Linked DNA regions of Homo sapiens: region 1 is linked to region 2. The links are chromatin loops, found by intact Hi-C in ENCODE. Cell type or tissue: heart left ventricle. All regions are shown on one strand. Links, peaks and the distances in the headings refer to the core of each region. The heading gives the core; the rest is flanking DNA.

Region 1 (11,208 bases), core at 2,429-10,428, 85 kb before region 2:
CCCTCCCAGGTGCTCACTGCCTCCCTGCTGGCCCTGGCTTCCCCAAAGAGCAATGTTGGGCCCAGAGAACTGCACTGAGCTGACAGGGTACAGAGACCAGTGCCAGCTCCCAGATTCTACCCTCCCAGGCCTGCCCCTATTCCTGCTGCAGTGCCCTTTGGGGTGACCCTGGGAGGCTGGCCCAGGAACTGTTGGAGGGAGATACCCCTGCTCCTACCTCTTGTCCCCCGCCCCACTCACTCTCCACCCTGGGCAGCGTCCCAGCTAAGGTGGCAGCAATGACATGAGTCCTGTCCCTCATTTTACAGATCAGGAAACTGAGGCCCAGATAGGGGAAAAGAGAGGAGTAGAACTGAGCCAGGATCCAAAGTCTTGGCTCCCAACCCAGGCAAAGCCAGCAGAGTGGCAGAGTGGCATTGGTCTTCCCTCCCCTGGTCCTGGGCTCACAGGTTAATTCAGGCCAATTAGAGAAAGAGCCTCACTTTCCCCAAGGCCCAGAGAGACCCAAGATATAGCCTGGACAGTCTGGAAAACCTACTTCAGGAAGTCTCAGAAATGACCAAGTTACTTATTAATGGCTCCACACAGAAGGTCTAAGTGGGAGAGGGAAGAGGAAGGAGCCTGAGTTCTCCCCCAGGTGAGCTGTGGCTCTGCTGGAGCTGCCTGCCCAGCCCCTGTTGCTGGGTGACCTTGAGCTGCTGCTGCCCCCTTCAGCCCCATGCTCTGCCTTACCCACAGGGCATACATGATCACTTTGACCTGGCCTTGCCTTGAGCACCTGTTCTTGCCTTCCTGGTTCTGTGAAAAGAGGAGGGAATAGTTGGCTCTGAAACAGGGGAAGGGCCTGAGCAGTAAGATGCCAGGCAGCCCATTCCTGCCTGCCACCCCAGGGGTGGGGAAGAATGCTGCTGAAGCCCAGCCCCCATGCCACCCTGGGTAGGGCCTGATGGCATCGACATTCTCTTCACATGTTTGTCCCAGGTGATCCCTCTGCCCAGCAGGGATGCTTAGGACATCTTCCTCCCACCTCTCCCCTCCCAGCCTGGAAAATCTCCTTCCTCGAAGGACCAGGGGAGAAGGGCAGGGAGCAGAAATGTGGAAGAGTCACGGATGGAAGTGTCCCTAGCCCCTATCCACCCCAAAAGGGGCAGCAGCCCAGAAGGAGATGGTTTGGGGACCTGGGACAAGAAACCAGTAGACAAGGGACCCCCTGGGAGCTAGGGCAGGCTGGTGACTCTATCTCAGGCCAGGCTGATGGGGAAGGGGCAGCTGAGACTGAGGGCAAGGCCAGGGATAAAAAGGCCCCCCTCTAACTTGGTCACCCCAGCCTTCACACTGACACCTCAGTTGTTAAGGGCCCCATGTTAAAGCTGGAGAGATCCAAAGGGAGGGGCAGACAAACTGGTCTTTGGGGAGATTCCAAGCTACGGCAGGACCACCCTGTTAGACTCTGAGGTTGGGAGCTGCAACTTGTGCATGATGGCATCCCCTGGGGCCCACCATGGTGCTAGGCACACAGGGCGTGCTCCTTAGATGTTGGTTGAGCTTGAACTTGCAGTCTGTTCACTTGGAACACCTCTCCCTCAATTCTTTGCACGCCTGGCTCTCTCCTGTCGCGCAAGAGTCAGCTTTAATATCATCTCCCCAGAAAGGGCTTCCTTGATCACCTAGCTAAGTGGCCCCCAAAATGTGCCACTCTCCATGCTACCCTGCTTGATTTCCTTCATTTCACAATGTAAAATTCTCCACAGTGTGGGCTCCAAGAGTGCAGCGACTTTTACTTTGTCTGTTGTAGTCACCCTTAAAACAGGATCCGGCTCAAGAGGTATTTGTTGAATGAGTGAATTAATGGATGGTATAAGTTTTGAGATTTTTGTTTTGGTTTTTGAGATAGGGTCTTGCTCTGTTGCTCAGGTGGGAGTGCAGTGATGCAATCATGGCTCACGACAGCCTCAACCTCCAGGCTCAAGTGACCCTCCCACTTCTGCCTCCTGAGTAGCTGGGACTATAGGTGTGCACCACCATGCCCAGCTAATTTAAAATTTTTTTTGAGACAAGGTCTCACTGTGTTGCCCAGGCTGGTCTTGAACTCCTGCCCTCAAGTGGTCCTCCCACCTTGGCCTCCCAAAGTGCTGGAATTACAGGTGTGAGCCACCGAACCTGGCTTTGAGGTTTTTTTAACTTAAAAAAAATTGATATATAAATTACATACTATAAAATTCACATATTTAAGCGTACAATTCAATGGTTTTTAGAATATTTGGAGTTGTAAAACCATCACTACAATCTACCTTTAGAGCATTTCTGTCACCCCAAAAAGAAATCTTATATCCAGGCCAGGCGCAGTGGCTCACACCTGTAATCCCAGCACTTTGGGAGGCCAAGGTAGGCGGACTGCTTGAGGTCAGGAGTTCGAGGGCAGCCTGGCCAACACGGTGAAACCTGTCTCCACTAAAAATACAAAAATTAGCTGGGTGTGGCAGCGCATGCCTGTAATCTCAGCTTCTAGGGAGGCCTGAGGCATGAGAATTGCTTGAACCCGGGAGGCAGGGTTTGCAGTGAGATGAGATCGTACCACCTCACTGCAGCTTGGGCAAAAGAACAAGACTATGTCTCAAAAAATAAAAATAAAAAAGAAATCTTATATTCATTAGTAGTCACTCCCCATTCATCTCCACACCTTACCCTTAGCCCTAGGCAACTACTAATTTAGTTTCTGTATCTGCAGATTTCCTTATTCTGAACTTTTACATAAATTAAATGATATGTGATCTCTTGTGTCTGTCTTCTTTCACTTAGCATAATGTTTTCCAGATCATCCATGGTATAGCATGTGTCAGTATCTCATTCCTTTTTATGGCTGAGTGATATTCCGTTGCATGGATATACCACTTTTTTTTTTTCTTTTTTTGAGACAGAGTTTCGCTCTTGTCACCCAAGCTGGAGTGCAATGGCACAATCTCGGCTAACTGCAACCTCCGCCTCCTGGTTCAAGCGATTCTCCTGCCTCAGCCTCCCGAGTAGCTGGGATTACAGGCACGTACCACTGTGCCTAGCTAATTTTTGTTTTTGTTTTTTTTTTAGTAGAGATGGGGTTTCACCATGTTGGCCAGGCTGGTCTTGGACTCCTGACCTCAGGTGATCTACCCGCCTCAGCCTCCCAAAGTGCTGGGATCATAGGAGTGAGCCAATGTGCCCGGCCAATATACCACATTTTTGTTTTGTTTGGTTTTGACACTGGAGTCTCACTGTGCTGCCCAGGTTGTCTTTGAACTCCTGGGCTCAAGCGAGCGTCCCACCTCAGCCTCTCAGGTAGCTGGAACAACAAGGCATCCACCACCACACCTGGCTGGATAAACCACGTTTTTGTTTGTCCATCCATCCGCTGATGGACATTTGGTTTGTTTCTACTTTTTGACTCGGATGAATAATGCTGCTATGAACATCCACGTACAGGTTTAGTGTGTGGACATACATTTTCAATTCTTTGGGGATCATACCTGGGAGTTGGGACCCTATGATAGCCCCATGTTGAGACTGATTTTTAAAACAAGGACAATGTCTGGTACTGGACGCTCAGTAGGCTTTTGGCACAGGTTTGTTGCATGCTGACTGGTAGACAAGGTGCTGGAGGGAGAGGCAGAGGCTTTCTGGATGGGAGACCAACCACAGCCCAGCTCAAGGGGAGAAGCTGGTTTGTCCTGTGTTCCAGGGACTGGAGGGGGCCAGCATATCTAGGGGTGGCCTGGGCAACTGGTGTATGGAAGACAGGGTTTGGTGCAATGGCCAGGAGGGAGTCATAGCTAGGTCTGGGGCAGGGTAGGACTTGCAGATTAGGAGGAATTTGAGGGGGAAAAAAGGAACAAAAAGAGAAAAGTGAATAGGTCAAAGAGAGGAAGAACTCAACAGATCCTCTGACAAACCCTCTGTTAAGAAAGCATGGGCAGGGGAGAGGCCAAGGTGAGGCTGGGAGAAGCCTGGGGAAGCTCTGAAAGTTGTTTACCTATGCTGACGCCTTCGAGATAAAGGGGTCTCCTAATTCCCTAGGGCGGTTAGACAGATCCCCAAGAAACCAGGAAAAATCCTAACCTTTAATCTAAATACCCCTTCCCCTTTCCTGCCTGACAAAGCACACACCTACACACCCTTGCCAACCAGGTGGCTTTTTGTTTTTCTCTGAGAGAGTGAGCAAGCTGGTGCTGCCCTGAGCTCAAGTCTTCCCCTGCACCCACTCCAATAGCCAAGGCTCTCCACCTTCCACACGTAGTCCTCCCAAAGCACATCCCTATGGAGGCATCCACAAGCCCCATTCTGCCTGTGCCCTCAGTCTGGGCCCAGCAGTAGGCAGGACCTGAGTAGGAACCCACGAGAAAGACACTGCCCCCAACTATCCTCTCCCATGTGTCATCCTAAACTTTCCCCCACTCCCCCGCAACAGCTGGCTCTCACAGATTTGTTAAAGCAATCCCCCACTCACAAGTATAAACCAAGTGAGAGCGTTAGCTGGTAATCACTTAAGCTGCAAAGCACTTGCTTGCAGGGGTATTGCATTTTAACTGAGACATGGTCCCACAGAATCCAGCTTTAAAGCTTTGTTGCAGGGCTGGTGGAGCTTCTGGCTGGGGGGATGGGAGACTGTGATGAGAGCTGCCCAGAGTCAGCAAGGTGGTGGGAGACTGTCGCCTACACTCAAGGCCACCCCTGGACATCCCTCTGTTTCCACTGTATATCTGCTTTGCTCTTAACCAAAGGAAAGAGTTCTTCATGGCATTTTGTCTTGGGGGTGGGAGGACTGAGGTTCAGAATTTAAACCTCAACCACTGATAGGATCTACCCCACCCCAAAAAGATCCCAGCAGGAAGCCCCAGAGGGCCACCATTACATTCCCAGAAGTTGTCAGAGCTCAGGAATACCCAGCCCATGAGCATCCTTAGGGCTACTCATCCCAAACCTGTGCCTGATCTGCAGAGTTTACACTGATGACTCACAAAGCAAGAGGGATTGCCTAAGTATCTGTCTTAGAGACAACACCTGGGTTCAAATTCTGTCTAGGCCTCTTCTTAACAACCATGTGATGTGGGCCAAGTTTCTTAACCTCTCTGTGCCTCCACTTCCTTATGCATAAAATGGAGATAACAGTACTACTTCGCAAGGTGGTTGTGAAGATTAAATGGGCTGATACATGTGAAGTACTATGAATAGTGCCTGGCACACAGTAAGTGCAGAATAAAGTTAGTTATCATTGTTACCATGATTTTTTTTCTCTTCTGTGAGCCAGTTCCTGCTGCAGGGTTCTCTCTGCTGCCTGTTCAGAGCCCCCTGTTGGGTAAGCAGTGCTGAGGAAGATACAAAACTACCCAGGAAGAGATGGCCCAGCTGGGTGGGTGTGCATCTCTGCTGGCTTCACAAACCCTGCCCTGCCAACCTGTCATTTCAAATTATCCTCCTTCCCCTCCGTGTTCTTTGCACTACATATTTTCTTTAAAAGTTCCAGGTAAAGGAGCTTTTGTAAGTCAAAGTACTTAAAACCAAAAAACCTGTGCTAGCCACAGATACTTTATCTTAGTTTCTAATTAAACCTCTAGGCAGAATGAATCTTGAGCTTGTCCTTAAGATTTTCTGAATCTTCTGTATATTCCAATCCTGTACCACACCCACAAAACACTGGTGTACACAAGGAGACTTGCTTTTTAAGAAGAGAATAATTTGGTTTACAAGAAGATTTGGGGAAAATGGGGATAATCGCTTCCAAAATTGGTCATGTTTTTAAGGCTTAAAGTGGGGTCCATCTGTACTGACACCTGTGCTCCTTCCACCAGCTCTGGAAGCAAGGTGGATGGAAACACCTGCCCTCACGAACACCTGTAGGCGTTAAGCCAAAGGGCATGACCACAGCCCAGAACGGCCCCTCCAGAGGTTTCTCTGGGATAGCCCAACTGCGGTTTTTTCTCCAGGCCGGCTGCTTGCTCGACTGAGTCCATGGGATCTAGGAAACCACTCAGCCAGGAGCTGGGACTGGGGAAATCAAGCAGCAGCCTCTGGCTTGCAAGTCATCTATTCCCTATTCTATTATGGGTCTCTGTTTTCCATGCTGCACTGGGAGAGTGAATCTGGCTGTCTTTCCACAAGGGAGCCCGGAGGTGGCCCTGTCCAATTTAAGCCGAGAGAATAAGGCTCTGCAATAGTGTCAAAGGGGGATTTCTGGGGGTGGTGCCAGGGAGAGTCCAGAGCCCTGTCGTGGGGCAGAGGCCCAGCAGGAGTAGGATGAGGTGGGTGGGGAGTGGAGGGGAACCTTGGCACCAGGGCTGGAGAGTCACCTTACCAAGCTATGGGTAAAGTGCCCTGCCCCTCCCAACCTGGCCTTAACGGTGAGGTCCTGTGTGTCTCGGGGGCCCATGCAGGAACCATGTTCTGGCTGCCTCAGGAGGAGGGCTACACAGAACCCACTAAACCCCGTGGCTACCCGGGGGAAGGGACAGCCTGTGTTAGCTGATGTGGAGCTGCCTACAGTGGAGCCTGGCCCTGGGAATCAGTCAAGCCGCAGGCCACCTCCAGCACCCTGCACCGCCACAGAGCTGGCCCTCCCACGGTCCTTCCACCTCACTGCCAATCCCGCCCCCGGCAGCCGGGGCTACTGACAAACCCCAGAGGAGCTGTGTAAGAGGGGCACCCTCCCCACCTCTGCAAACTCTATCACTCCTCTCCCCACGGGGCGGTGGGTGGGGGAAGCAGGTGGGAACTGGTTTTATCCTCTCACAGGGATGAGTGATGACAAATAAATAAGCCAGAAGTCACCTTCAGTCTCTGGAGAGAGTTTTCCAGGGAGAGCTGCGGGGGAGGGAGGGAGGGAGGGAGGCAGCTCTTCGGCCAAGATGGAGCTGGGAGGGGTGGTCGCGGCCGGGAGGCGGGGGCGACGGGCAGCCCCACGGGGCCGGGGGAGAGGCCGGGTCGCGGGGCGGGAGGGAAGGGTCGGCCCGGCGAGGGTGGGTGCCGGGGGCCGCGGGGCGGGGGCGCACGGGCGCGGCACTCACGTCCTTTTGAAGACGCCCCCGAGGGCGCTGCCCAGCAGGAGGCAGAGCTGCTGCGAGAAGAAGACCCAGGAGATCTGGGGCAGCGAGCTGTGCGTCTGACAGCGCAGGTCCAGCAGCGTGGGCCCCAGGAAGGCGATGCACAGGCCGAAGCTGAAGAAGACGCTCCAGTAGGTGAGCGTGGGCTGCAGGTTGCGGCGGAGCAGCCCCGACACGCGGCCGTCGCAGCCCATGGCGCAGGCTGACGGGCTCGCGGATCTGGTCCCGGCGAGCCCGGTGCCCGAGTGCCGCCCGCGGGAGGGCCGGCCGGGCTGGGGAGGCCCGCGGCGGGGAGGGAGGGGCGGGGAGGGGCCGCCCCAGCGAGGGGCCCCGCCCTTGGGCCCGGGCGGCGGCGGGGGCGCCTCTGCGGCGGGTGGGCAGTGCGTCCGCTCCCGCGCCTTCCCCGTGCGGTGCCAGGCGCCGGCCTCCCCCTCCTACCCGAGCGCACATGCTCGCCCTCCCCCGGCTGCGGAGACCAACCGGGAGCCGCGCTGCCCCCCGCCCGCTCTCCCTCGACCAGTCCCCCCAGCCTCCGGATGCAGCCCCCAGGGACCGAGCGCCCATTTTAGAGCCCGGCAGATGGAGAGCCCGAGACATCCTGTATCTCCGGATAAGGCTAGGGGCCCTCTCCCCGCACCCGGGCTGTGGCAGTGGAGGAAACCCGGACCCCTTTAAACCTAGGCGCTTCACAGATGGACTTCGAGGGTCTAACGGCACCCCCCTTTCCCCCAGAACAGAAGGCAAAATCTTGTTGTACATATGTTTCTCCTTGGGAGAGTATTCGTGCATGGCTTTCATTAGAACCCCAAGAGGTTAATCACATTGCCCTTTAGAAGGAGAACCCTAGAAACTCAACATCTTCCTCACACTAAGCTCCCTGGAAGGGCCTGAGATGAGGCCCTCCTCCCCACCTGGCCAGGTGCGGGAAGGAGGAGGATGACGCTGGTCTATGCTGACTCTCTCTCTCTCCTTCTAACTAGTTGGAGGAGGGCAGAGAGGGAAGGGCCGCGTCCTGGAGGAACCCCGGGAGGAATTCTGAAATAATCTCCTAGAAAAAAAAATTTAAAAAGAGTTCTGGGGAAAATTCTTTCTTCCATGGATAAATCCCTGGCAGTGAGTAGGGGTTGATTATTCTCTAGACTGGGTGTCCTTCGAGGAGCCTGCAGCTGACCTAGGCTGTCCCTTCATTAGGTGGCCTCGGGCTGGCTGGTGGGTTCTGTGTGTTCCCGCTCCTAAGGGAGCCAGGATCTGGCCCCTGGAGGCAGAACAGTAAGGCCCTGCGGTGTCCCCTCTGCCCAGGTCTTCTGGTAATGACAGGAGCCATGACATCATTTCCACTGGCCCACCAGGGGGACCAGGGCTGAAAAGACTGAGGAGGTATGTGGGCGGGTGTCCCCAAGACAACTTGGCATGAGGTGGGGCAACCAATTTCTCTTGCAGGTACTGGTCCCATCTCATAGCCGCACCCCTGCATCTGCCCTATCCCTTCTTGGACAGTGAGCCCCAGAGAAGGGGGAGCCCCAGGGTCCCTCTGGCTCATCACTCTGTGGGTAATGACAAGTACTTATTCGATAGTGATGATGGGGGGCCTGCACAGTAATTGTAATAAACTGAAAAGCTACCCTCTGGGGGAAAAAAAAAGAAAAAACACCAAACAAATCATAACCACAAGTTTTTGACTGAGTCTTCTCTGCCACTATCACAGAACTCCAGGAACCATAGAAGCTCAGAATTGGAAGGAATAGCCTCCAATTGAGTCCCCTATCCCCTCCCCATAACTGCCTTTGAATGCTTGCCAGTCCTGTTCTTGACTGACACCTCTAGTGCTGGGGACCTTGCATATTCCTAGGGGCTCTGCTTGCAGTGTGGATGAGCTCTGGTTGTAGAAATGGTCTTAGGCAAAATTGAAATGCTTCGCCCTGTAACTGCTCCCCACGGCCCCACACAGAACAAATCTAATTGCTCTGTCATGTAAGTCCTTCACACCCAAAATGACCTTGCCCTAATGATTTTGCTTCTCTAGCCCAAACACCTGAAATCCTTCCATAATTTCCCTAAATGGCGTTCCCCAACTACAGCACCTTGCTGGCTCAGCTCCTCTAGCCACAGTAACAAATGACCCTGCCACAATGAGGTAGCCCCCAGTGCCTGGGATGCTGGAAGCATTCTGAAGCTTGATCTAGGTGGTAGTTACACAGGTGTAAATATATGTAAAAACTTATTGGTCTGTAGATTTAAGATTTGTGCATTTTTGTGTGTAAGTTATACTTGATTAAAATGGTAAAAAGTAAAAATAAAAAGTAAGTAAAAATAAAGGGAGGCATTCCACCGTGAATACAGTACTCAGCCTCTTCATAGTCAAAGACCTATTGGGTTCTGGTACTGTACAAGGTCCTCTGGTTGAGATAAGCAGATATGGAAACAAGTTACAGTTGTCTCTCCATATCCCATATCCCGTGGGGGGATTGGTTCCAGGAGTGCCTGCAGATACCAATATCTGATAAGAACAGATACTACACTTGGTCTTGCCAAAAGGCTGAGAAACGATAGATACCAATATCTGAAGGTGCTCAAGTCCCTGATATAAAATGGCATAGTATTTGCATATAACCTACATCCATAGGCCTGTATACTTTAAATCATCTCTGGATTACTTATAATACCTAATACACTGTAAATGCTATGTAAATAGTTGTTATACTGTATTGTTTAGGGAATAACGACAAGAAAAAAGTCTGTACATGTTCAGTACAGATGAATTTTTTTCCCAAATATTTTCGATTTGCAGTTGGTTGAATTTACAAATGCAGAACCCACAGAGACAGGGGGCCAACTGTGCAGCAGTGAGGTACCTTCTGTAATGGGGTGGTTTGAGGGCCTGGAGAGCTAAGTGTCTAATTCTGCCTGGGAAGGCTTCATGGAAGAGGTGACTTTTGAGTGGGGTCTGAAAGCCAAGTCTATATGTGAAAACGTTTTGCTTATTTTTGCTTTCTTCATCCCTTTCTCTGTCCCTTCTGTTTTCCAGCATCACACACTGTCCACCTCCTCTAGGCATCTTTCCCAGATGAATTAATTCTATTAAATTCTTATTTCCAGCAAGACTCTCATCCACTCCTGTACTGCTACCCTATCTTCACAAGGCCAGGTATTACATTCCACGGACTGTTCCTCCAGCCCCTTACGGGAGCCAGTTAAATCATGAGTTCCTAAGGGCTGGGAGTATATTTACCTGTGTTCTAACTCCACCCCTTCTCATGTGCCTCACATAAAAGAATGCCTTGCAGATAGCAAGTCCTGGACAAATAGCTGGTGAGGTGAATTGTTTGCACAAAAATTATACAATTACTTTTGGCTTTACATTTACATGTCTTATCTCCCACTTACAAGTTCCCCAAGGGCAGACGCTATCCAGTCTTTCCTTTGTGCTGTGTATTCACATGTCTGTTCTTAGTTGGGCACCTTGTGGTTATTCTTAAATTTGAAGGGCAAAACCTTGGATCCTTCTTTAACTACTCTCTGATTTCCCCCCTTATAAATTAGAAGGGAATTATCCCCCACCGTCACAAGCCAAGGAAAGTGATCTGAGACTCCCAAATATGGAAAGGTTACATTAATTGGAATAAAGGATCTGTGGGAGTAAAGGGTTCTCAAGCTCTTGGAGCCTGAAATCTATTAATTGCCTCAAGGGTTGGCTCTCCAGAAGCCTTTTTCTGACCTTCCTAGGCTCCCTCCTTGGGGCTCCCAAACTATCCTAGTGCTGATTCTGTTTAGTGCCGCCCTTCCAAGGCAAGGACCACAGGATTGGTTCATCACTGGGTGCCTGGATTTCTGACTCCTTGGTGAGAGGTGTTTATACTACACTGAACTCTTGTGTTTTTTTTTTTTTTTTGAGACGGAGTCTTGCTCTCTTGCCCAGGCTGGAGTGCAGTGGCATCATCTTGGCTCACTGCAAGCTCCGCCTCCCGGGTTCACGTCATTCTCTTGCCTCAGCCTGCCGAGTAGCTGGGACTACAGGCACCCACCACCACGCTCGGCTAATTTTTTTTGTAGTTTTAGTAGAGACGGGGTTTCACTATGTTAGCCAGGATGGTCTCGATCTCCTGACCTCATGATCTGCCCACCTCGACCTCCCAAAGTGCTG
Region 2 (12,257 bases), core at 2,163-10,162:
CTGCAGTGAGCCGTGATTGTGCCACTGAACTCCAGCCTGGGTGACGGAGTGAGATTCTGTCTCAAAAAATAAATTCATTAATTAATTTAATTAAATAAAAAACTTGGCACATAGTAGGTGCTTAAGAAATGATAGTTCTCTGCAGGGCTGGCTTCCATGGGCACGCATCATGCAGTCTATCAGGTCCTGTTCTCAGAAGGGCCCCACACTCAGAGGGCCTCCTGCTTGTTTTAATGCTTTATTGTTCTCTTGTTTAAATTCTTAATACTTTTTCAACAAGGAGCCTTGCATTTTCATTTTGCATCAGATCCTGCAAATTATCTAGCCCATCTGGGTTATTGGTGTGGGTTTAGTTCCTTGAATCCAGAAAGGACTACCTGTGACCCACACTATGAAACAAGCCACCATTTCATCATTTCGTGATTTTGTCTGCCCAGGAAATGCTTCTCTGCTTATCCTCCGTGCATCTAGCTGTTGCTTATAAGAAATCAGAGTGAGCCAGACAGAACCACAACTCTCCTTCGGCCCCCAGCACCTCCAGGGAGATGAAAGCAGATCATACCCCTGCTTGTTCTGAGGAGAGGGACTTTTGAGGGAGAATCTTGAGCCCTGGTTTCTGGCAATGAAGGGTGGTCTCCCTGATGCCACCAGCCCAACAGCAAGATACTAAATGCCTCACAAGGTTGGAGGCCCCCAGCTCCCAGGGACTCACATCTTCCACCGGGGCCCAGCAGTGTGCTGTGGCCCCTCCCCGCCCACTAGGGTGAGGGCTGTAGGCCGGGGCAGACACAGAGCTCTGAGCAGCAATGTCAGGAAATGATCACCTTGGGAGGCGTTCCAGGAGCTGGAGCTCAGCCCACCACCTCCCTCCACTACAGCCTGCGTGGAAACATCTGACCTCCACAGTGCCTGCCCCTTACCTGTTCTCAGACTCCTATTCCCAGGGGCCCAGGCGTTTGCTAAATTGGCAGTTTTGACCCATCCACTGACCCCTGAGAAGCATCGCTATAGGGGAAATGAAAATCGGGAGGCTGTCTGTCTTCTCTTTCTTTCTCTCTCTGTCTCTCAAAAGACGATTTAAGCCATTTCTAGGTCTAGCAGCCTTTTGCAAGGACACTGGAGTTGGGGGGTGGTGATGAGGGAGAGGACAGTGGAAGAGGAGGCTGAGGTGCAGCTGCAGGACTTGGGGAGGAGAATCATAGGCTGACTCAAAGATTATGAAATATCTCAGCTAGAAGAGACCTTTGAGAAATTGAGGTCAGAGAGGGAAAGTAAGTTGCCCAAAGTCACAGAGCCAGGACTGGAACATGGGTAACCTAATGCCCAGCCCAGGGGTCTTTCCACTTCACCATTTGACTTCAGGATCAGGGACAAACTGGAGGGGTGAGGGAAGAAGAGAGACTTCACCCCTGTCCACCTGCACCACACACACACACACACACACACACACACACATACACACATTTAGATTTATTCTAGATCCAGTTCCTCCTGGACACTGAGGTGTTAAACCCTAGTCAGGTAAAAAGAACATCAAGGTAAGGAGGTATGTGGCTCTGACCCTACCCTTCCATTGGCATGGCCTCTGAAGTCTGAGGTTCCTGGAATGGCATGGTGTGGTACGTGTCTGCCAGGACCCTTCTCCCAACAGCTGATCTTACGTGACTGGTACCTTTCTGAGTCCCAGACTTAGATCTTGGGGCCTCTTCATAGGAAAGAGGGACTTGGAGGGTTTCCCATTCAGGGATGATTTAAAAGATAATAATATTAGTAGCTAGTATTTATAAGCACATTATATGTGCCAAGTGCTGTTCTAAAAACTTTTCTTATATCAACTAATCTAATATTCACACAACCGTTGGAGATAGATACTATCATTACCCCTATTTTATAGTCAAAGAAATGGAAACACAGACAGGTTAGATAGATTGCCCAAGCCTACACAGCTAGTAAACAGTAGAACTGGGATTTGAACCTAGATACCCTACCCTTTGGGCTCCTAGTTAAGTGCTTCTCGCAATGTAACATCTTGATCCCCATCCAGTGAGGTTTTTGTTTTTGCTTTTGTTTGGAGACAGGAGATCTTGTTCTGTTGCCCAGGCTGGAGTGCAGTGGTATGAACACGGCTCACTGCAACCTCACCCTCCTGGGCTCAAGTGATCCTCCTGCCTCAGCCTCCCAAGTCCCAAGTAGCTGGGAACACAGGTGCACACCACCACACCTGGCTAATTTAAAAAAAAAATTTTGTAGAGACATGGTCTCACCATGTCGCTCAGGCAGGTCTTGAACACCTAGACTCAGGCGGTCTGCCCATCTCAGCCTCCCAAATTGCTGGGATTACAGGTGCGAGCCGCAGAGCCTAGCCTCCAGTGAGTTTTTAGTTGAAAGCTACACATAGTTCTACTTCCGTCTGATTCATCTCCATCTACCTCATCCCTCACTCCCCACACCACCTAGGTGCCAGGCACCACTGCCCAACTAGGAAGTAAATCTGAAGTTTGGGAGATCTGCTTCTCTCTCCTGAGTGCCCCTTTCCTGCCCCTCAGAACACCCCTTAGTGGCATATACTGCCACCTCCTGGCCACCAAAGGTTAAGACTGACCCTGTGTGCGTATTTCAGGACTCTGTCCCTGGTACTCAACTTCTCTCTGGATGATGACATCCTCGCCACAGCTACGTGACCACCTATAGCAAGCTAGTCCAGCCTGCAGCCGGTGGGCTGCATGTGGCCCAGGATGGCTTTGAATGTGGCCTAATACAAATTCATAGGCTTTCTTAAAACATTATGAGATTTTTAAAACCTCATCAGCTATTGTTAGTATATTTTCTATGTAGCCCAAGACAGTTCTTCTTCCAATGTAGCCCAGGGAAGCAAAAAGATTGGATAACCCTGATCTATACTCTGTTGATTCCCAAATGTTTATCTCTCTCTGTTTTTAAGAGTCTCGCTCTGTTGCCCAGGTTGAAGTGCAGTGGTGCGATCTCGGCTCACTGCAACATCCACCTCCCAGGTTCGAGTGATTCTTGTGCCTCAGCCTCCCAAGTAGCTGGGGTTACAGGTGCGTGCCACCACGCCCGGCTAATTTTTGTATTTTTTAGTAGATACAGGGTTTCACCATGTTGGCCAGGCTAGTCTCAAACTCCTGACCTCAATGGATCCACCTGCCTCGGCCTCCCAACGTGCTGGGTTTACAGGCATGAGCCACTGTGCCAGGCCCCAAATGTTGATCTCTTTAGAGATCCAGGTCTATCCTGATGCAAATGCAAATGGCTCGAGCCCTCCAGTACCTGTAACTTCCCTCAAGTCACAGGGCTACAAAACGCAGAGCTGGAACCAGACCCCGGGGCACCTGGATACTTACTCAGTGCTCACATCACAGCACCACACTGCTTCTCCAACACTAGCATGAAACATGGACACAATGAGTGCCCAGAGAGGGAAAGGATAAAGATCACATGCTGGCTGGTGGGAGAGTCAGGATTTAGATCCAAGTTAGAGCGGTGGCAAAACAAGTCTGCTTTCTCTAGCGTGCCATGTCTGTTCTGCGGGTTTGCAGAAGGCAAATAGCTCTTTTTTTCTTTCTTTTTTTTTTTTCTGAGACAGAGTCTCACTCTGTTACCCAGGCTGGAGTGCAATGGCACAACCCTGGCTCACTGCAACCTCCGCCTCCCAGGTTCAAGCGATTCTCATGCCTCAGCCTCCCAAGTAGCTGGCGTTACAGGCGTCCACCACCAGGCCTGGCTAATTTTTTTTTGTATTTTTAGTAGAGATGGGGTTTCGCCATGTTGGCCAGGCTGGTCTTGAACTCCTGACCTCAGGTGATCCACCTGCCTTGGCCTCCCAAAGTGTTGGGGTTACAGGTGTGAGCCACTGTTTTAAGAGCAAATGGCTCTTAAAACACACAGATGTTGAGGTGAGGTGTGAGGCAAGCTGAAGGATGGGTGACCGTCGGTGGTCGGAAAAGTCTTTGTGGCTGAGGAGTGAGGGCAAAGGGGCATGTGCTGGCACTTCCTGCGGCCGACTGTGACAATGGAATGAAAAGTCCCCTGGAAGGGAGGACAGAGAGTTGAGGGCAGGACCTTGGGTTCTGGCATCACAGAGGGCACTGGAAGAAGAAATGGAACAAGGGAAAGGGACTTGAAACAGTCACACGAGAGGAGCTGAAGTATCAATACTTCAGAGATGGACTCCTGCATCTTAGGGCAGGGATCGGGAAATCACTGCCTGCCTCTGTTTTTGGACCGCCTGAAAGCTAAGAATGGTTTTTACTTTCTTACACGGCTGAAAAAAAAATCCAAAAAGAAAAACAATCTTTCATGACACATGACAATTTATAAAAACTGGAATTCTAGTGTCTATAAATAAAGTTTTATTGGAACGCTGCCGTGCTCATTCACTTATGCATTGTCTGTGACTGCTTCCTGCTACAACGGCAGAGTTGAGTAGCTGCAACAGAAACCACAGGGCCCACAAAGCTTAAAATGTTTATTATCCCACCCTTTACAGAAAAGCTTGCCAACCCTACCTCAGAGGATAAGGGTCATGGGCCACAGGTTTGGCCCCCATGTTGGAAGGGAAGTTCAAGCTGCAGACAGAGACAGAGGGGAAGGGGGTGGGTTTTCAGGAGGCCTTTGTCAGAACACCAGCTGTCCTGATTTTCTTTTCTTTCTTTCTTTTTTCTCTTTTTTTTTTATTTTGAGATGGGGCCTCACTATGTTGCCCAGGCTGGTCTCGAACTCCTGGGCATAAGCGATCCTCCTGCCTCGGCCTCGCCTCTCAAAGTGCTGGGATTATAGGCATCAGCCACCGTGCCTGGCTTTCTTGACAATGAGCCCACATCCTCCACACCCCCGGCTCCATGAGACCTGGCCTAGAGGGACTCAGACCCCCACTCCACACACACTCTGGTGTGGAGAGGAAGCCCAGCCCCAACATTATGGCTTTGAGTGATTCCATACCCTCTAAGCCTTAGGATCCACCTCTGTAAGATGAGAATAATAATGCAAACCTTGAAAGGTTGTTGAGAATTCCAAAAGATAACAAAGTTCATGCCACAGTTGTTGGTGCCAGATGGCGTTCTGCAATCTGTAGATCTTGCTGCTGTTAGGCCAGGCAGCCCGCAGCCAGCTTCTGAAGCCCGCAGGCTTCAGAAGTGGGTGCACCTCCTAACTATGTCCACTAGAGGGCAGGAAGTCCCTGCTGGCGGCCAGGAGGGTGTCAGATGGAGCTGGTCCGCAGGTCCCCCTTCCTGGGGAGAGGTGCCCTCCCCTGCTGTTTACAACCCTGGCCTTTGATCAGCTTCTGTTCTCCCCATGGCCTGCTGAGGGCCAGACGGGTGCACAGCCTCCCGCTGGGGGCGGGCCAGGCTTCCTTCTTGCCCTTTCGCCTCTCCCACTGGCAGGCCAGACTGAGGCCAGGCCACTGGATACACACTCCTTGGCCAGTCTATTTGCAGAGTTTTGCAAAGCCCTTCCATGCACATTGCCTTATGTGCTCCTCCAACAGCCCAGGGATGCAGGCAGAGCAGGTAACATGATACCCCTTCATCGAGGTGAGGAAACCAAAGCTCAGAGAGGCTAAGTGACTTCTCCAAGATCCCACGGCGGGTGAGCAGGGTGGCTGGGATCGTAGCTGGTGTCTTCTCCTCCTCCTCCTCCTCCTCCTCCTCCTCCTCCTTCTTCTCCTTCTTCTCCTTCTTCTCCCTCTCCTTCTCCTTCTCCTCCTCCTTCTTCTTCTCCTTCTCCTCCTCCTCCTTCTTCTTCTTCTCCTTCTTCTCCTCCCTCTCCTGCTCCTTCTCCTTCTCCTCCTCTTCCTCCTTCTTCTTCTCCTTCTTCTTCCTTTTTTTTTTTTTTTTTTTTTGAGACATAGTTTCACTTTTGTTGCCCAGGCTGGAGTGCAATGGCCTGATCTCGGCTCACTGCAACCTCCGCCTCCCGGGTTCAAGTGATTCTCCTGCCTCAGCCTCCCGAGTAGCTGGGATTACAGGCATGCGCCACCACACACGGCTAATTTTATATTTTTAGTAGCAATTGGGTTCCTCCATGTTGGTCAGGTTGGTCTGGAACTCCGGACCTCAGGTGATCCGCCCGCCTCAGCCTCCCAAAGTGGTGGGGTTACAGGCGTGAGCCACCATGCCTGGTCATAGCTGGTGTCTTCTGATGCCAGGTTGTGGCTCTCTCCTGTAAGCAGGCTGCCCTTAACAACCGCACCCTCCCTGAGGAGGCTCTAATGTCTGCAGTTTCTTTCAATGGTCCTGCTCCTGACCTCCTCCCTGGTAAAACACCAAACCACCCTTTCTGCCCTCTCAGAACTCAGAATGGTGCAAGGTGCTTCCATGCACAGGAGCTCATTTCTACCAAGAACAGGCTCCCCCAGGGCATTTGAGGACAGCGACTCTTATCTCAAGGGGCTTTGGATGCAGTTGGGAATACAAAGGCAGACAGTTCTACACACACAAAAATGGGAGGCTGGGCAGTGACTCTGAGGGCCAGGCAACTGACCCAGACAGTGACAGAGAGATTGTGGGGCTGTGGTGGTCAGGGAAGGCTGCCAGGAGCATGGGGACCTTTGGGAAGCTACAGGGGAGTGAAGAGGCAGGAACGCTCAGGGTCTTTCTAGGTATATGGTGAACCAGACAGACATCTGTACCAGACGGCAGAGCGAAGCCCATCAAGTTAGAGCAGGCTGGTTCTCAGAGAGCTTCAAATGCCAGGCGAAGGGAGGTCAATTTGGTCATGTGAGAGACGGGGAGTCATTGAAGGTGTTTGAGGGAGGGGGGACAGGAAGCAGTGGCATTTCAGGAAGGCTGACATCCAAGTGAGGAGGAGACTGGGAGCATGTCTGGGACTGAAGAGTAGACTAATTTTTCTTTTAATTTTTGTAGACTAGGGGAGTATGTTTCTGTGGCCCAGGCTTAAGGTAACTAACTGTAGACGCAACGGAGAACTGCCAGGATGTCCTGCAGGATGTGATGTTGGGGGTAAAGGAGAAGGACCAGCCCAACATGGGAATAACTGGAGAGTCAAGCAATGTGTGTGTGTGTGTGTGTGTGTGTGTGTGTGTGTGTGTGTGTGTGTCGGGGGACGGGCGTGTGATGTCAGGGAAAGGATCATTAGTTCTTTTTATATGAGGGTTAATTTGAGGACATCAAGTAGAAATGCTTCGTGAACAGATCAAGATACAGGACAGGATGTTGGAAGACAGTCAGGGCTTCAGTGTGGATAAGGAGGGAATCAGCCACAGGGGCATGGTCTTGCAGCCGGGGAGGGACTCTGGATGCAGGGGGAGCCAGTGTGGAGAGGGAGGCTGAGGCCAGCAGGAAGAGAACTAGAGGTGGGAGGGGTCAGGGCAAGGGTATGTGTTGAGGTCTCCCCAGTGGCCAGTCCCCTTCTCCACCTCAGCAGCTCCTATTTTCATTTGGAAGATCCTGGCAACTCTGGGGACAGAAGGGATCTCTGGCTGTGGAGTGGAGCACATGGTATCATGATTGATTCGAGGGGGACATGTCTCCTAAGTCTTGCCAACCAGAGACTTACAGGGCTTTTGAATGACACCCTGGGACAAGAAGCTCTTTCTATCACTGTGTGAAGGAAGAGGCAGGTGGCACCAAGAGCAGCAGCCTGGGAGGGAGCATGAGGCTGAGGAAGACAGAGGGGCAGAAAGAAAGAACTAGCCCTATGTGACATCCCTGCGTTGCTCCATCAGTCCTTGCTGGAACCATTTGTGAATGAATAGATGTCCTGTATTTTTTAGCCTGTTAGGTAGAGAGCTTTTCTGTTTCCTGCAAATAGAAGATTCCTAATTCCTATGGAAGATGCAAGAGAGCCTGAAGAATATTGCTTTCAATAATTAAGGAAGAACATTTCAAAATGGAAGAAGGGGTGAATAGTATCAAATGCTGAGAGTGTCAGATCAGAGACTTTTCTGAGGGGGAGCGGTTCTGAGGGGGAGCGGTGAGGGAGAACAGGGTCTTGCTCTGTTGCCCAGGCTGGAGTGTAGTGGTTTGATCGCGGCTCACTGTAGCCTCGACGTCCCGGGCTCAAGCGATCCTCCCACCTCAGCCTCCCAAATAGCTGGGACTACAGACATGTACCACCATGCCTGACTAATTTTTTTTAATTTTTGTAGAGATGGGGTCTTGCTATATTGCCCAGGCTGGTCTCAAACTCCTGGGTTCAAGCGATCCTCCTGCCTTAGCCTCCCAAAGTGCTAGGATTACAAGCGTGAGCCACCGCACCCAGCCCAGAGATGTTTTATAGTTACTCAAAAACTGTGTGACAGAAAAGGAACCTGGGGGTCAGAGAGGCTTCTAGAATCTGGCAGCCCCTACAGCCAGGACTCAGAACTCCCAGTCTGATCAGTTACCTCAAGGAGGAAAGGGAGATGTTTCCCCTTGGGGGAGCTATTTCCAGAGCTCCTCCTCACCCATGTCTTTGCTGTAGCCCTCCCTCCCCCAAGCCCAGCCCCACTCAACTCCTTTCCAGGGGCTCAGTGGCCATCTCCCTGCCCCCAGGCCAAACTCACCTGACTGTACCTCAGATAGAAGAATAGCTAATATTTTTAAAACTGTTTAGGGAAAAAGAAACCACCTTCCTCTTTACTTGCCACCCCAACACTGGGACAGTTCTTCCTCATGTCTAACCTAATTCCCTTCAGCTGGGAGGGACCCATCAGTGCTCCCACTGACCCACCCTTGTTGGGGGGCCTGTAGGGCATCTGAAGGTGACACACTGGACAAGGAAAGAGAGGCAGGCAGGCAATAGGAGTGGCTGCAGAGGCAGACGGGCGTCCTGCCCCAAATACGGCCCCCCGGGCTGCTGCGGCGAGGGCTGGGCTCTTCCTGAGCGGATTACCACTGTGGTCTAAGTGACTGAAGCTGCTGAGAATGCTATTGTAGCAAGAGGCTTACCGAAATGTAGACACCCAGCCCTGGCATGTCCCGACACACAGATGGGAAAATAAGCAGAATAAGCTCCCGGTGCTAAGCCGCTCTATTGTCCTGTTGCTGCTAAAACACCTTGCTGGGCTTTCTGCCAAGCGCCCACCCCTCCAGCACTGCTCACTGTGGCTCTGTGGGCTTCCCCTCTCCTGATGGCAGAGAGGCCGCCCTGCAGGAAGGTGACACAGGGAGGTCGACAGCCCACATGTCCGGCTGCCAGGCTATGCTGTTGAGCCTGAGTATGACAGAGGAGATGCATGCAGTTGGGTAACATGCCCAAGGTCACACAGCAGCACAGTAGCAGGGCCAGGGTTAGCATCTAGATTCCTAACCTCTGGTGAGAGGTCTCTCCCAGGCACCCTGGGTCCCATCTCATCCCAAGCTCTGTCTGCCACAAATCCCCCTTCCTGATTCCCCTACACACCCAGTTCTTTCCCTGCCACAGCCCAGGTGGCTGCCCTCTAGGAACCCTGATGAGCAGACTTGCAACAGATCAGTGTGCAGGTCGGCACGGGATCTTCCTCAATTCGGTGTTGGTTCACTTAACGGGGATGGAGTCACAGGCTGTGGCCACACGACGTGGAGGGAGATCAAGTCCCCACTGCTGCCAGGGGAAAACAGACTAGAAAACTCCCATCCCAGCATCTGAGGACATTAAGGGCAGGCCGGAAATGGGAGCGGATCTGCGATGCCCACTCCACGGGAGGCGAACTGTTGCTTCAGGGAGGAGGCCCTGGTGCCACACAGGTGCAAGGACTTGGGAACCCAGAGGAAGCACTGGGGCTTTCCAGGAGTCTGGTGGCTCTAGAATGGAGGGAGGAGGGGGGTGAGGAAGATGGGGCTGGGGGAGGGGGCAGGGTGGGTGGGGAGAAGATGGGTTTGGTGTAGCAGCAGGGCTGTGGGGTTCTACTGACTGCTGTGCACCTCCACCTGGGCGTCCCGCAAATACTTCCAAGACAACACACCCCAACCTCAACTCAGCGTCACTCCGACAGCCTTTCTCCTGTGTTCGGTGGCCTGGCCGGTGGCGCACCCTCCCCCAAGCACCCAGCCAGAGATCGGAAAGCCCCTCTTCACACCTCCCTCTTCACAAGCTTTCATTTCCTGCCAGTCACACATTTTGCCAAGTTTACCTTCTTGGTTTTTCTCAAATTCATCCTGCCCTCTCCCACCGCTGCCTTGGACCTCTTCTCACCTGGCTGCAGCAACAGCCTCCTGGCTGCCCTCGCGCCTCACCCCTGAAACCCATCCTCCATGCGGCCTCCAGCCTCATCCCTCTTTCCCGTTCAAACTTCCAGGGTCTCCGCATCCCCTGGGAGAGCATTTTAGGCTCCTTAGTATGACCAAAAGGATGTCTATGGTTTGACTCCTGCTTGCCACAGCCGTGCAGTATGGTGGTTAGAAGCACAGATGCTGGAGCCGGATTTCCTGGGTTCAAATCCTATCTGTGGCTGGGCGCAGTGGCTCACACCTGTAATCCCTGCATTTTGGGAGGCCGAGGCAGGCAGATCACTTGAGGTCAGGAGTTCGAGATCAGCCTGGCCAACTTGGTAAAACTCCACCTCTACTAAAAATACAAAAAATTAGCCCAGTGTGGTGGTGCACGCCTGTAATCCTAGCTACTCTGGAGGCTGAGACAGGAGAATAGCTTGAACCCGGGAAGTGGAAGTTGCAAGAGCTGAGATCACACCACTGCACTCCAGCCTGGGTGACAGAGCAAGACTCTGTCTCAAAAAAAAAAAAAAAACCTACCTGTTACTTTCTAGCTGTGTGTCCGAGGCAAGTCACTGAACCTCTCTGTGCCAATGGTTTTCTCACCTATGAAATCGGTATTTTAAGAGTACCTGCCTCATAAACTTGTTGCGAGGATTGAATGAGTTTTTCTGTGTAGAAGCAGTTAGAACTGGAATTATTACCCCCCTACCCCTGCCAGCCTGGCTTCTTCTCCTGCCCCTCTCTGTCTCACACGTTTGTATCCACAGCTCAGCTTTTCTTGTAATTCTCTCTCTAGCAATTGTGCCATTTCTCAGCTCAGTGTCTGGGCCCCTCAAAGGGATAACTTCACCCTGCAGTCATCAGTCCACCCCCAAGAGCCACTGGTCTCCCCCGTGGCTTGGCTCTCCCTAGCACGTGGCTGCCTGCTTTCTTCTCTGTCTCCCCTGCTGCACTAGAGGTCCTTGAGGGCGGATCTGGGTTCCTGGTGCCTAAATCCTGCGTGGTACACAGGAGGCCCTTGATAAATATGTGTGGAACGAATGGTTGCAACATTGTTCCTGGAGAGTTCTCAGAACTCTCTGAGAGTTTGTAGTGAGGAGTGAGGGTGCTTATGAATGAAGCTTCACCCTGCCCCCCCACCCCCCACCACCCCACCCCCCTCCCCATCACCATGGTCCTGGGGATACATGTTAACATTCATGCCCTGCCCAGGTGTGATGGCTCATGGGGGAACTTGGAGACTTAGGAGATAGACAGGCAATGAAATAAGTGTGGTGATCAAGCAAGTATGGACTATAATGGAATGAATAAAATAAATGGTGGAGAGGCCTCATTGGGACCCCCAGGACTGCCCTCTGCTCATGTGGTGATATTGGCACCAAAGACAGGGTGTCTTAGCCAGGAGTAGCTCACTTCTGTCATCCCAGCACTTTGGGAGGGTAAGGTGGGAGGATTGCTTGAACCCAGAGTTCGAGACCAGCCTGGGCAACATAGCAAGACCCCACTTCTGCAAAAAATTAAAAAATTAGCCTGGCATGGTGGCACACACCTGTAGTCCCAGCTACTCGGGAGGCTGAGGTGGAAGGACAGCTTAAGCCCAGGAGTTTGAGGCTGCAGTGGGCCAAGACTGTGCCACTGCACTCCAGCCTGGGCAACAGAGCAAGACCCTGTCTCAAAAAAAATTTTTTTTTTTGAGACATGGTGTCTTGTGGTTACAGATTCTTGGCACCATGGCCCTCCTCCCTCCCTGCCCTCCCATGCCAAGGGCCAACATTGCTGCCCTTTAGTACCTGGAAGGGCTTCACACCATTAAGGGCTTAATATCATGAGGCCCCAAGGCCCCTGCCAGCTCACTGTGTTTAGAGCCATATTTAAATCAGTTCAATGCCTCTGGGAAGAGAAAGCCAGCTGCCCGGTGATCCCTCACTACCTCTCCAGGCAGCTCAGAGATGCCCTCTGAGCTTCTTCCTCCTGGGTTCATCTGGAAGCAATCTAACATTGTTTAAAAGCTAGCCTTGACAGGCAGATCAATTGAGGTCAGGAGTTTGAGACCAGCCTGGCCAACATGGAGAAACCCTGCCTCTACTGAAAAATACAATAATT

Evidence for each region. Peaks named below come from ENCODE experiments on the same cell type or tissue, not always from the same donor. Only the 100,000 strongest peaks of a DNase experiment are listed, where the experiment ranks them.
Region 1: a loop joins it to region 2, with 2.4 times the contacts of the local background. A loop is called at or near these places in 1 of 110 quality-filtered maps.

Annotation. Positions count from the first base shown.
Region 1 is chr1:205,565,123-205,576,330 of GRCh38, reverse strand. It overlaps SLC60A1 (solute carrier family 60 member 1), which reads right to left and starts at 7,317. Exons shown (of 10, transcript NM_181644.5): 1 at 7,032-7,317. The coding sequence starts at 7,261. SLC60A1-AS1 (SLC60A1 antisense RNA 1) reads left to right here and starts at 7,026. Exons shown (of 4, transcript NR_152721.1): 1 at 7,026-7,202. It also overlaps the pseudogene RNU2-19P. RefSeq lists enhancers at 5,938-6,486, 6,487-7,036. In heart left ventricle, for the core only: a CTCF peak has its summit at 7,056 (motif pointing right); no DNase peak of the experiment used is centred there; H3K4me3 peaks cover 1,479 bases; H3K27me3 peaks cover 2,574 bases.
Region 2 is chr1:205,478,609-205,490,865 of GRCh38, reverse strand. No RefSeq gene overlaps it. Among named protein-coding and RNA genes, the nearest start is that of TRK-TTT8-1, 11 kb to the right of the region's middle. RefSeq lists enhancers at 1-33, 8,992-9,592 and a silencer at 9,768-9,827. In heart left ventricle, for the core only: CTCF peaks have their summits at 2,577 (motif pointing left) and 5,179 (motif pointing right); DNase peaks (open chromatin) are centred at 2,584 and 5,235; H3K27me3 peaks cover 3,106 bases.